Regions from separate parts of the Homo sapiens genome. Here region 2 is linked to region 1. Evidence: chromatin loops called from intact Hi-C (ENCODE). Cell type or tissue: ovary. All regions are shown on one strand. Links, peaks and the distances in the headings refer to the core of each region. The heading gives the core; the rest is flanking DNA.

Region 1 (5,392 bases), core at 202-5,201:
AGCAGGCTAATGTTTCCCAATTCCAGTGTTGACCTTAGGCAGATTGGATGATATGCTGATGCTGCTTATCGGTGGTTCTGTATCTCTACACCGGAAATCACCGTCTGAGGACTATTTGGGGAAGTAGATATGGGAAACTGTAGCTATTAATGAACTTTTGAGCACTCAAGGAAGGAGAATAGAATATGGGAAAGAAATACTTGTATTTGGTTTGAGAGAATAGATTTGTTTCCATCTGTTTACTCTCAGCAAATATTGTATTTCTTTATGGCTCTTCAGAGGACTGTAGTTATTGTTTGTTCTTTTTCTTTCTATATGTACATGTGTCTAATTTTCAATTAAACCTTGATATAACATGCCCACTGAAGAAGACCTAATTGTCTTCACTTAGGGTGTTTACAACAATGGAGAGAAGCCACTCAAAGCATGGGCTGTGCAGGAAGTCATGAGGTGATAGCTTGGCTTACAGGGATCTTATAGAGAGTAGGGTGAGGTTCTAAAAGGCCTCAAATGCCAGGATGAGAAGATTAAAACTGATCCATAGCAAAAAGGAGCTGCTTAGTAATGGACCAGAGGTTGTAAAGTCATTGGTATACAGGACCTAGCAAAGTCAAGGGCGCTGTTTAGATTTTGGAACATTGTAGCTAGCTATATGGCTGCAGTAATTTAAGGGGCTGGGGGGGGGGTCTTCTTTATTCAGTGCATTGCTTATGATGCACATCAGTGGTCTCTATAGATAATTTTTTTTTGTGATGCGATTAGAACATTGGGTATGTTAGGCACTTTCCTGTTCTTGTTACCTATCAGTACCTTTGGTCAACAAAAGTACCCCCTTTAAACCATTTAATGTGAATATTGCTATATCAATGGAATAATTTTTTTAAAATCAAAAAACATAATTCATGGGGGCATTTTTGTTTGACATCTGAACATCATCTCTGCTTCCTAGCTTACTCACTCTATATAATTAATATATTCTGTATAATCTATATTAACATGTTGTTATATATTTATATGTATTTTATGTGTCTATATCCCCATGTATCTGTTCATATCCCTTCTTTCTCCCCTCATCCTCTACTTTTTATGGCTTCCTGTTTCCACATTGTTTTTCCTGTGGGCTATCAACCTATTCTTTATCTCCTAAACTTCAGGAATTAGATAAAGACAACTGTCCAAGGAACCAATACAGTACTGTTTTTAAAAACAAATCGCCATCTTTGAAATTTGTGTTCTTTTAAGGAAAGAGGGCATTTGCTAATATTAAGTGGATAAAAAATTTTTATGCCACACAGAATTTTCTGGATTCCCCAAGGCTGGAAATAATAAATGAACATAAACATTGAGTAACAGTGCATTTTTAAATGATGATTATAGTTAAGTTAAAAAAAATACTATGGAAATGGCCCAACTTTAATGTTATTTTTGGCTTATGTAACAATAGGTTTATTGCTAAGCCATGCGTTAATTTTGACCTGAGGCCTAGGCTCTCTTTGTGCATTTGTTCCAAATCTTTGTGGTAGGTACTGTTTCATTGTTGTCACTGATAATTACAATTTACATTCTATACTAATTTATCATCTATTGATAGTCAACTGAGATCTCAAAAATTTTTCGAAAAAACTTTGAAGATTTTTTAATGAAGAAACTTTATAACTTGATTTTTTTGGAAATGTTTTTATCTCATTGAGATATTTAAATGGTATGTGCCAACCTTCTTTGGTTCCAGAGTTAAATTGTAGAGAATTTTTGGGTGTCTCTTGGATCCTGCATGTTTACTTCAGGGACTTGACTCTAGCACTCTTTATGATGTTGCTGCTAAGGTCATTTACATACTCAGTGTGTTAAAACAGCAGAGCTCTTTCCTCTAAGCGGGGGAAAAAAACAATAAGGTTTAGTTGAAGCCATGGATATAAAGTCAGGCGATCTATGTTTACTTTTCTTTTTACTCTTTGGGTATCTTGGGGGAGTCACTTCCTCTCTTCTATTCTCAGATTGCAAAGAGAATGAAAATATTTGCTTCCTCCATTTCTAGAATTGAGCTGGTTTTACTACAACTGATAAGTCGGTATATGTGTTTTAAAGTTTGCAAATAAGTGTGAAAGTTCCTGCAAGACTTTGGAAGCTTGAGTGAATGTGCATTCTGAGTTAGAGTTGCTCACATTTTCCTCTGGCATCTCAAAGTTGTTCCCACATGTTGATTTTGTCTGAGAATCAAGGGCATTGTTTCTGCCTACACAGGAATGTCAGTACCGTTTTTTCTTAGTTATGAATAAGGCTAACAATGTAGGCTCTCTTCATCAGTGTTCTGTTGATAAAAGTATTTCTCAGAGAGCAGAATGTGTCGAGGTCTTTTTGCCTTTCTTGTGTTGAGTTCGGGTCTCGGAAATCCAATTTGCTATCATTACTTTGAGTGTGTTTTATTTGCTTGTTTGTTTATTGTTGTTTCTTTTCACCCTCCAAGGTGGTATTTCAGACCTATAGTACTGACACTTACTAAGTTTACTAGTTAAACAGTTTCAACTATCTACATATTTGTAGAGGATCTGGAAGTTATGGCACTCTATAAGATTCCATAAAAATAGTGGCAGATTTATATGTCATTTTGGGAACTAGGAATAATTTAATGGGCATGTATTATGTGCAATTTAAAATTCCAGTGACATTGGTCAAGGTGGCATGTCTTTATCCTTTTAGCTTAAAACAGGATTTAGGGTGGTAATTCTATTCAAAACTTAATTTGTATTTACTAAATGGGAAAAGACTGCCGTGCCATGTAAGTGATAGAATATTTTGGTCCAGCTTGAAGAACACAAGGAGCTCACAGCAGCAGAGCCTGGCCTCATAATCAAGTCACTCCTTAGCTGGACCTCGGCCCCCCTCCCTCCTCCACTCTTGGTCACGTATAACCTCAGGCTATCTTTTGACCTCTGTTACCACTTGATTTTCTGAGTCTTCCCTTGTGTCAAGTTGGTCCTCTAATCAGACATATGCTGAGTTGCCTGGCCTTCCTTCCAGTTTCTGACCCTACCAACTCCACATTTTGCTTTCCCCATCACATGATTCCTGCCTATCTTAGTTTCCAACTCAAATCCAGCTCTCAGAATGTTCTTTTCTTCCTTGGAACTTGTTTGCACCATTAGTTTGGCAATTAAGCATGCACTGCCTTGTGAAAGACTCTCTTGTATTGCTGTGTTGAACAACTGCTAAACTCTTGTATTGTTTGATTTTTCTCATGCTGATGTTGTTTCTTCACCTGGTTTATTATTAGTTTCTCTGGAAAAATAACTTTCTTCTCTCTCCCCATAGAGTCTTAACGGAGGACTTTGCCTAAAATACTTCTCATAGAAAGTAATTTTGATTTATTTCCCTGTACTTTCTTGTACATTTATAAAGTTTTTATCTTTCTATCCAAGATAAATGATAGCATTTGTTTATTTATGTTCCTAAGTCTTCTCTCCATCCCCTCTAATTAGAAAACAAAGATTTGGGCATTTGTGTGTGTGTGTGTGTGTGTGTGTGTGTGTGTGTATGTGTGTGTATGTACGTATATATATATAATCCACCCACCCTCATCATTGCGACTGCTGTCCATTATTGCCCTGCTTTTCAGATGCTTGGAAACAGCAGACCGACTTGTTATATAAATACTTCAAAGGCTTATTGTAAATGAAAACTATTATGTTTCTACAAAAGATTGTGAAACTCTAGGCATGAGAGCCATATAGAAGTTACTATGGTGTGACCCTGGCCCTTTAGGAGCTCACATTCACAGCTCAGAGGGAATTGCAGGCTCCCGGAAGCTCTGTTCTTTCACTTCTGTTGGAGCTGCTATCAGACCAGGTTGTTTGCTGGCTGGGCGTAGGCTGGGCTTGAAGATACTATAATTCTTATTCTTTGTCCCTTGTTTTCTAATAATGCCTCCTCTTCTCTTGAGGAAACTAAAGAATGATAGGCCATTTTATTTCTCAGCATTCGAGGAATTCTTTCACATGCTTTTTTTCTTCTCTGTCTTCTCCACATTTGGTTTCAAAACCAGGGGATTACTTTGTTTGCCCCTGCATCACTGGTATTTTAAAAGCATTAAACTTGAAAGTAATTTCTAACTGTGAGCAGCCATCCTGACATACTTTTGAAGAAACTGTCCACCTCTTGCTGGATAGGCATGCTACACACTGGCAGCCATGCCAACTCCTTGGTGATTTACCACTTAGTAAGTTTTTACCCTCATCAGAGGGTGGTAGTAGAACAGGAACTAGATCTTTGAATTATTTCTCTGTTTTGGAATGAAAATTACTTCAGGGTCGAGTAAGGTTAGAAATGTTGGGAAAAGTTATTTTCAGAATAAAATTTATGCTTTAAAATCAGTTTGGACACATTTTTGTTACTTTAAAATATGTACTCACGCCAGTTAGAATGGCGATCATTAAAAAGTCAGGAGACAACAGATGCTGGAGAGGATGTGGAGAAATAGGAACGCTTTTACACTGTTGGTGGGAGCATGAATTAGTTCAACCATTGTGGAAGACAGTGTGGAAGATCCTTAAGGATCTAGAACCAGAAATACCATTTGACCCAGCAATCCCATTACTGGGTATATACCCAAAGGATTATCAATCATTCTACCAAAAAGACACATGCACATGTATGTTTATTGCAGCACTATTCACAGTAGCAAAGACTTGGAACCAACCCAAATGCCCATCAATGATAGACTGGATAAAGAAAATGTGGCACATATACACCGTAGAATACTATGCAGCCATAAAAAAGCATCAGTTCGTGTCCTTTGCAGGGACATGGATGAAGCTGGAAACCATCATTCTCAGCAAAACAGGAACAGAAAACCAAACACCGCATGTTCTCACTCATAAGTGGGAGTTGAACAATGAGAACACATGGACACAGAGAGGGGAACATCACACACCAGGGCCTGTCAGGTGGTGGAAGCTAGGGGAGGGATAGCATTAGGAGAAATACCTAATGTAGATGACAGGTTAATGGGTGCAGCAAACCACCATGGCACATGTATACCTATGTAACAAACCTGCACGTTCTGCACACATATCCCAGAACTTAAAAGTATAATTTAAAAAAATATATGTAGGCAGTAAAATTTAAAAAATCTTTGCCAGAGTTCATCAAATGAAGGGATGTAATCTAATTACACTCTCTCATGCAACAACAATTATCAGTATCTTTTGTTAAATCCACTGTGTTTAGAATCATTCTGTCATCATTACTGTTTTATTTCTAGTCTTTGATTTCTTTTCTATTGCTTCCTGTTCTTCTGAACAAATTTAAGATGATGTTACTGACATAGTTTTTGTTTTTCAGCTATCAGGAAATTTTACCAATTATTTGCTTTCCTCATCCTACCTCCACCTTCCCA
Region 2 (5,392 bases), core at 249-5,248, 440 kb after region 1:
GCAGTTTGATTGCAGGCGGTGGCCAAGTAAGCGAGCCACCTCCTTGTTGCAAGTCCTGTGAAGGGGTAAAGGGAACTCTCTTGTCTCAAGAGGTATACTATATTATGATGAATATGCAATGCATAAAAAAGATATAATCTGAAAACTTTAAATACCAAACAATAAAGCTATGAAATACATAAAGACTCTCAGATATTCAAGATTCTGATAAAATTAATATAATAGCACAAAACATAGTCATCTCTTGTGGAATTTGACAAGTCATAACCAAAAATTTGTGTAATAAACAAGTTCAGTGTAAAGGTATTTATAGATATTTATTTCTTACAAACAAAAATACACATTATTCTCTTATGTCCATGAAGCATTCACAAAAATCAATTACATATTAACTCAGAAGTAAACGTTTAGTGCATTACTTAAGGTAGAGATTTTACAAGAACATTCTTGGAGAAAATACAACAAAACTATAAAGAAATAAGAAAAATATAAACACAGAAATTAAAAATATATTAATAGCAAACTTCTGGGAGGAAAAATAAAGACCAAAATAACAGTTTCTGAAAAAGATAAAGCTTCTTATAAAAATCGAGGAATATCAAGGCCTGAAAGCACAAATGTTGTTAGGGGCCAAGCAGAGAGTTACCTGCTTAAAACAAGAAACATCTTGTTTTAAGTCAATGGAGAATGGTGAGAACTAAGGGGAACTGGAGAATAGATACCGAGCCTAAGTAATTTGAAACTTAAGAGACAAATAATATTAGAAATAACAAAAAAGGAAGAAAGAGAGAATAGAAAAGAAAAATGTAAACCAAACGAAGCATTTTTGTGATTAGTCCATTTATGATACCTGTTCTATTAAATACAAAGGGAGAATAAAATCAAGCCAAAAGAAAGTAACATGACATAGTTAATAAATTGTTGGAATAATCTCTACCTTCTGGGGCTGCTATGACATTTCACTGGTTCCTCCATCAAGATACCAATGGAGAAGCTTCTCAAAGTTAATGTCCAGTCTACCATGCCATACACCAAGTGGGACTCCTTAGAATTACACACTTGGACACAGGAAGGGGAACATCACACACCGGGACCTGTCATGGGGTGGGGGGAGGGGGGAGGGATAGCATTAGGAGATATACCTAATGTAAATGACTAGTTAATGGGTGCAGCACACCAACATGGCGCATGTATACATATGTAACAAATCTGCACATTGTGCACATGTACCTAGAACTTAAAATATATATATATAAAAAAAGAGTTACACCCAGATTTTCACATCCCAAAGATCTTTTCACTCAAGTGGCTGGATAATCTTTCCACCTGCATTTTCTGCTTTGCCTTCTTTCTCATGATTGAGGCAGGTGGGCCCCATTGAGCTTTCTTGTATAACAGAACCTTGGGATGGGCATGAAAGAATTATGGTCTATAAGACTCCTTGACTTGTGTTAAAATCTGTGGAAGAGGGTCTGCAAAAGGTGGAGAGTGGCTTAGGGGAAACAGAGAAAGAAAAGGGCATCCCTTAAAGGCCACCTCAAAACAGAATGACTTCACCCAGCAGTCATTCTGAACAGCAGGTGCCTGAACAGCAGAGATGGACACTGGGTGAGCAGTTAAGGAGTGGGTTTGACATGCTGGAGTCTGTTGGGACCTGAAGGTCTGGCATGGGGCTAACTGCCTCCCCAGACATGCCTTCATGGGAAGCCTAGCTCGGGCTGCAGAGATGGGGCCACACAGACAGGTCAGCATCCCCAACACACACATACTTGTACTGCTTGTATGCCAATGGCCTAGAATGTACATACACACACATGCACACGCACATAGGTTAGAGGAAAAGGGAGGTGGAAAACTACAAAAATGCCTCACAATGAATAAACCAAAGTTTAAGAAAATTTTAAAATCCATAAAATTTAAAAATCCACATTCTGCTAGCCTGAAATATGGGGCTTCAGAATCCTATATGAAGTTGATTTATGGAAAATGGAGGAAGTCACATTTCTTGTGTGCCTGCTCTTGAGACTTACAACTGCCACTGTCGTTGTGTCTCCTCTCTGGGTGGCAGGGAATACTGAAGAAATTTCCTTACTTTTTGATACTAAGAGAAAAGCATCGCCTCTTCTCTTGACAGACAAAGCTTCAGGACTAGATGTGAAATTCAGCCAGTGAGTGTCTTTTGTCTCTCTCATCCCTGGCAAAGAATTAAAAGTTCTCAATCTGCTTCTAAGAAAATCTTCCTTTAATGGAAATTCAAAGGAAAATAAAAAAAGCATTTGGCTCTGAAGTTCACAGTGATTTTGCAATGTGAAACCACAGATAATAAATGAGATCTCGATTCCAGTTTTTCAGTTTGTAAAACGATTTCAAAGGTAGAAGGAACAACAGAGGAAAAGTAATCGTATTTTTAACTCCAAGTAAAATTCATCTCCTCAGCATTCCTGTCAGGTGATTGAAGAATCTGATGAAGTATAAGGAGCCCCATTCCTTCCCACACACCCAAGGCTGACTGAGAACATAAAGCAATGCTAAGCCGGGTCTTCCTTGCTCTGTCTTTGTTGTTTTTTTCTTTACCTAAGCCAAGGGTGTGGTATGTAACTTTACTGAATTCAATACGGTTGATTAAGACATATTCATTCAACATACTGTTATTAAGTATTATTCCAAGTCTTAGCAATAAAGCAGGTATTTCAAGAGTCAGTTTTGTTTTTTGATGAAGCTGGAAGCCATCATGCTCAGCAAACTAACACAGGAACAGAAAAACAAATACCACATGTTCTCACTCATAAGTGGGAGTTGAACAACGAGAACACATGGACACAGGGAGGGGAACATCACACACCGGGGCCTGTCAGGGGATGGGAGGCAAGGGGAGGGAGACCATTAGGACAAATACCTAATGCATGCAGGGCTTAAAACCTAGATGATGGGTTGATAGGTACAGCAAATCACCATGGCACATGTATACCTATGTAACAAACCTGCATGTTCTGCAGATGTATCCCAGAACTTAAAGTAAAATTAAAAAAAAAAATAGAAAACCTAGATTAAAATGTAAAAAAAGGTTTTTTTTTGTTTTTGTCTTTGTTTTTGTTTTCAGAGTGGTTAGGAGACTGTAAAATGGGGATTATAATAGTAACTACTTGAGATAGTTGTGAAGGTAAAATGAAATTCACCAAAGGCAACACAATCTCTAGAACATAGTAAATGCTAAATAAATATTAGTTGCCATTTTTATTATTATCTGTGTTTGACTAGCCTGTTTTTTCTCATTGTTGAAAATATCTGTTGAAGATATTCTCATTGTAAAAATATAGAAATTTCTGAAAAAATAAAACCCCATAATTCAGGAAAACCTGCTTCCCTCCATCTCTGTCTCTGTCTCTCTCTGTCTCTCTGTCTCTATTTCTCCCCGCACCCCCCCGCCCCCATCTTGGTTTGCACCACTGTAACAAAATACCACCAGTTAGGTGGCTTAAACAACAGACATTTATTTCTCATAATTCTGGAAGCTAAACATCTAAAATCAAGGAGCTGGCCAATCTGATTCCATGAGGAAACTTCCTGGTTTGCAGACAGCCACCTGCAAAGATGTTGCACAAAGATGTTGCAGTGCTAACATCTTTGTGTATTTCTTGGATCTCTGCTTATTTCCTTAGGAAAAATTCCTGTAAGTGAATTACTGGGCCAAAAATGGTGATCATTTTTAAGTATGATACTTTCTCAGAAAGATTGGACCCCCATCAATTTTCATGGCCAAATTTCACGAGGCATTTATGCTGTCATCGGTAGCTTGCCTGACCCTACCTTTCCCCAAATGAAGAACTGACCACATTTTTATACTTGCCTTTTTTTTATCAGTGTGGAAAAATCATGGTTATCAATTTTCGTTTGCATTTTTAAAAATTTTTAGTGGGTTTGAATGTTTTTCTTAGTCATTCTTCCTTATGTAAATTGCCTGTTTGTATCCTTGGGTTATTTTCTAGTTGGGATCTTAGTGTTTATCTTGGAACTCCTTGTATAATAATGATATTAGCCCACGTCATTTTGTAGCACATTCTCACTCCTCCCACACACTTGTTTTTGCCTTTTTGGTTTGTGATAGTTTTTGACATTGAAGTTGTTTAGTTCTAAATAGATAAATATATTGATGTTCTCTTTGTGAATGTTATAAATTTTTATTTTTTATCTTTATTTTAATGGGGTATCAATCACTACAAGCATTTATTCTTTGTATTACAAACAATCCAATTGTACTCTTTTAGTTATTTTAAAATGTACAATTAAATTATTATTGACTATAGTCACCCTGTTGTGCTATCAAATACTAGATCTTATTCATTCTTTATACCTTTGGTTAGAAAAATTAACCATCTCTACTCCCACCTACCCCCCACCCCAGCCCTCCTCCCTACTACCCTTCACAGACTCTGGTAACCATCCGTCTACTCTCTATCTCATGAGTTCAATTGTTTTAATTTTTAGCTCCCACAGATAAGTGAGAACATGAGAAGTTTGTCTTTCTGTGCCTGGCTTATTTCACTTAACATAATGACCTGCTGTTCCATCCATGTTGTAAATGAAAGGATCTCATTTTTTTATGGCTGAATATTACTCCACCACTGTGTATATATACCACATTTTCTTTATCCGTTTGTCTGTTGATGGACACTTAGGTTGTTTCCAAATCTTGCCTATTGTGAACAGTGCTGCAACAAACATGAGAGTGCAGGTATCTCTTCAATTTATTCTAATTTCTTTTATTTTGGTTATGTACCTCACAGTGGGATTGCTGGATCATATGGTAGCTCTATTTTTAGTTTTTTGAGGAACCTCCCTGCTGTTCTCCATAGTGATTGTACATTCACACCACTACAACCCACTAACAAGGGTTCCCTTTCCTCCACGTCGTCGCCAGAATTTGTTATTGCCTATCTTTTGGATAAAAGCCATTTTAACTGGGGTGAGGTGATATCTCATTGTAGTTTTGATTTCCATTTCTCTGATGATCAGTGATGTTGAGCACATTTTCATATGTCTGTCTGCCATTTGTATATCTTCTTTTAAGAAATATCTATTTGGATCTTTTGCCCATTTAAAAAATCAGATTGGGCCGGGCGCGGTGGCTCACGCCTGTAATCCCAGCACTTTGGGAGGCCGAGGCGGGCGGATCACGAGGTCAGGAGATCGAGACCATGCCGGCTAAAACGGTGAAACCCCGTCTCTACTAAAAATACAAAAAATTAGCCGGGCGTAGTGGCGGACGCCTGTAGTCCCAGCTACTTGGGAGGCTGAGGCAGGAGAATGGCGTGAACCCGGGAGGCGGAGCTTGCAGTGAGCCGAGATCCCGCCACTGCACTCCAGCCGGGGCGACAGAGCGAGACTCCGTCTC

What was found. A loop is a pair of places that touch in the nucleus more often than their neighbours do. Peaks named below come from ENCODE experiments on the same cell type or tissue, not always from the same donor. Only the 100,000 strongest peaks of a DNase experiment are listed, where the experiment ranks them.
Region 2: a loop joins it to region 1, with 7 times the contacts of the local background. A loop is called at or near these places in 1 of 110 quality-filtered maps.

Annotation. Positions count from the first base shown.
Region 1 is chr6:130,942,312-130,947,703 of GRCh38, reverse strand. The region is part of intron 3 of EPB41L2 (erythrocyte membrane protein band 4.1 like 2); the gene reads left to right. Among named protein-coding and RNA genes, the nearest start is that of SMLR1, 120 kb to the right of the region's middle. In ovary, for the core only: no CTCF peak of the experiment used is centred there; no DNase peak of the experiment used is centred there.
Region 2 is chr6:130,504,642-130,510,033 of GRCh38, reverse strand. No RefSeq gene overlaps it. Among named protein-coding and RNA genes, the nearest start is that of TMEM200A, 140 kb to the right of the region's middle. In ovary, for the core only: no CTCF peak of the experiment used is centred there; a DNase peak (open chromatin) is centred at 2,845; H3K27ac peaks cover 559 bases.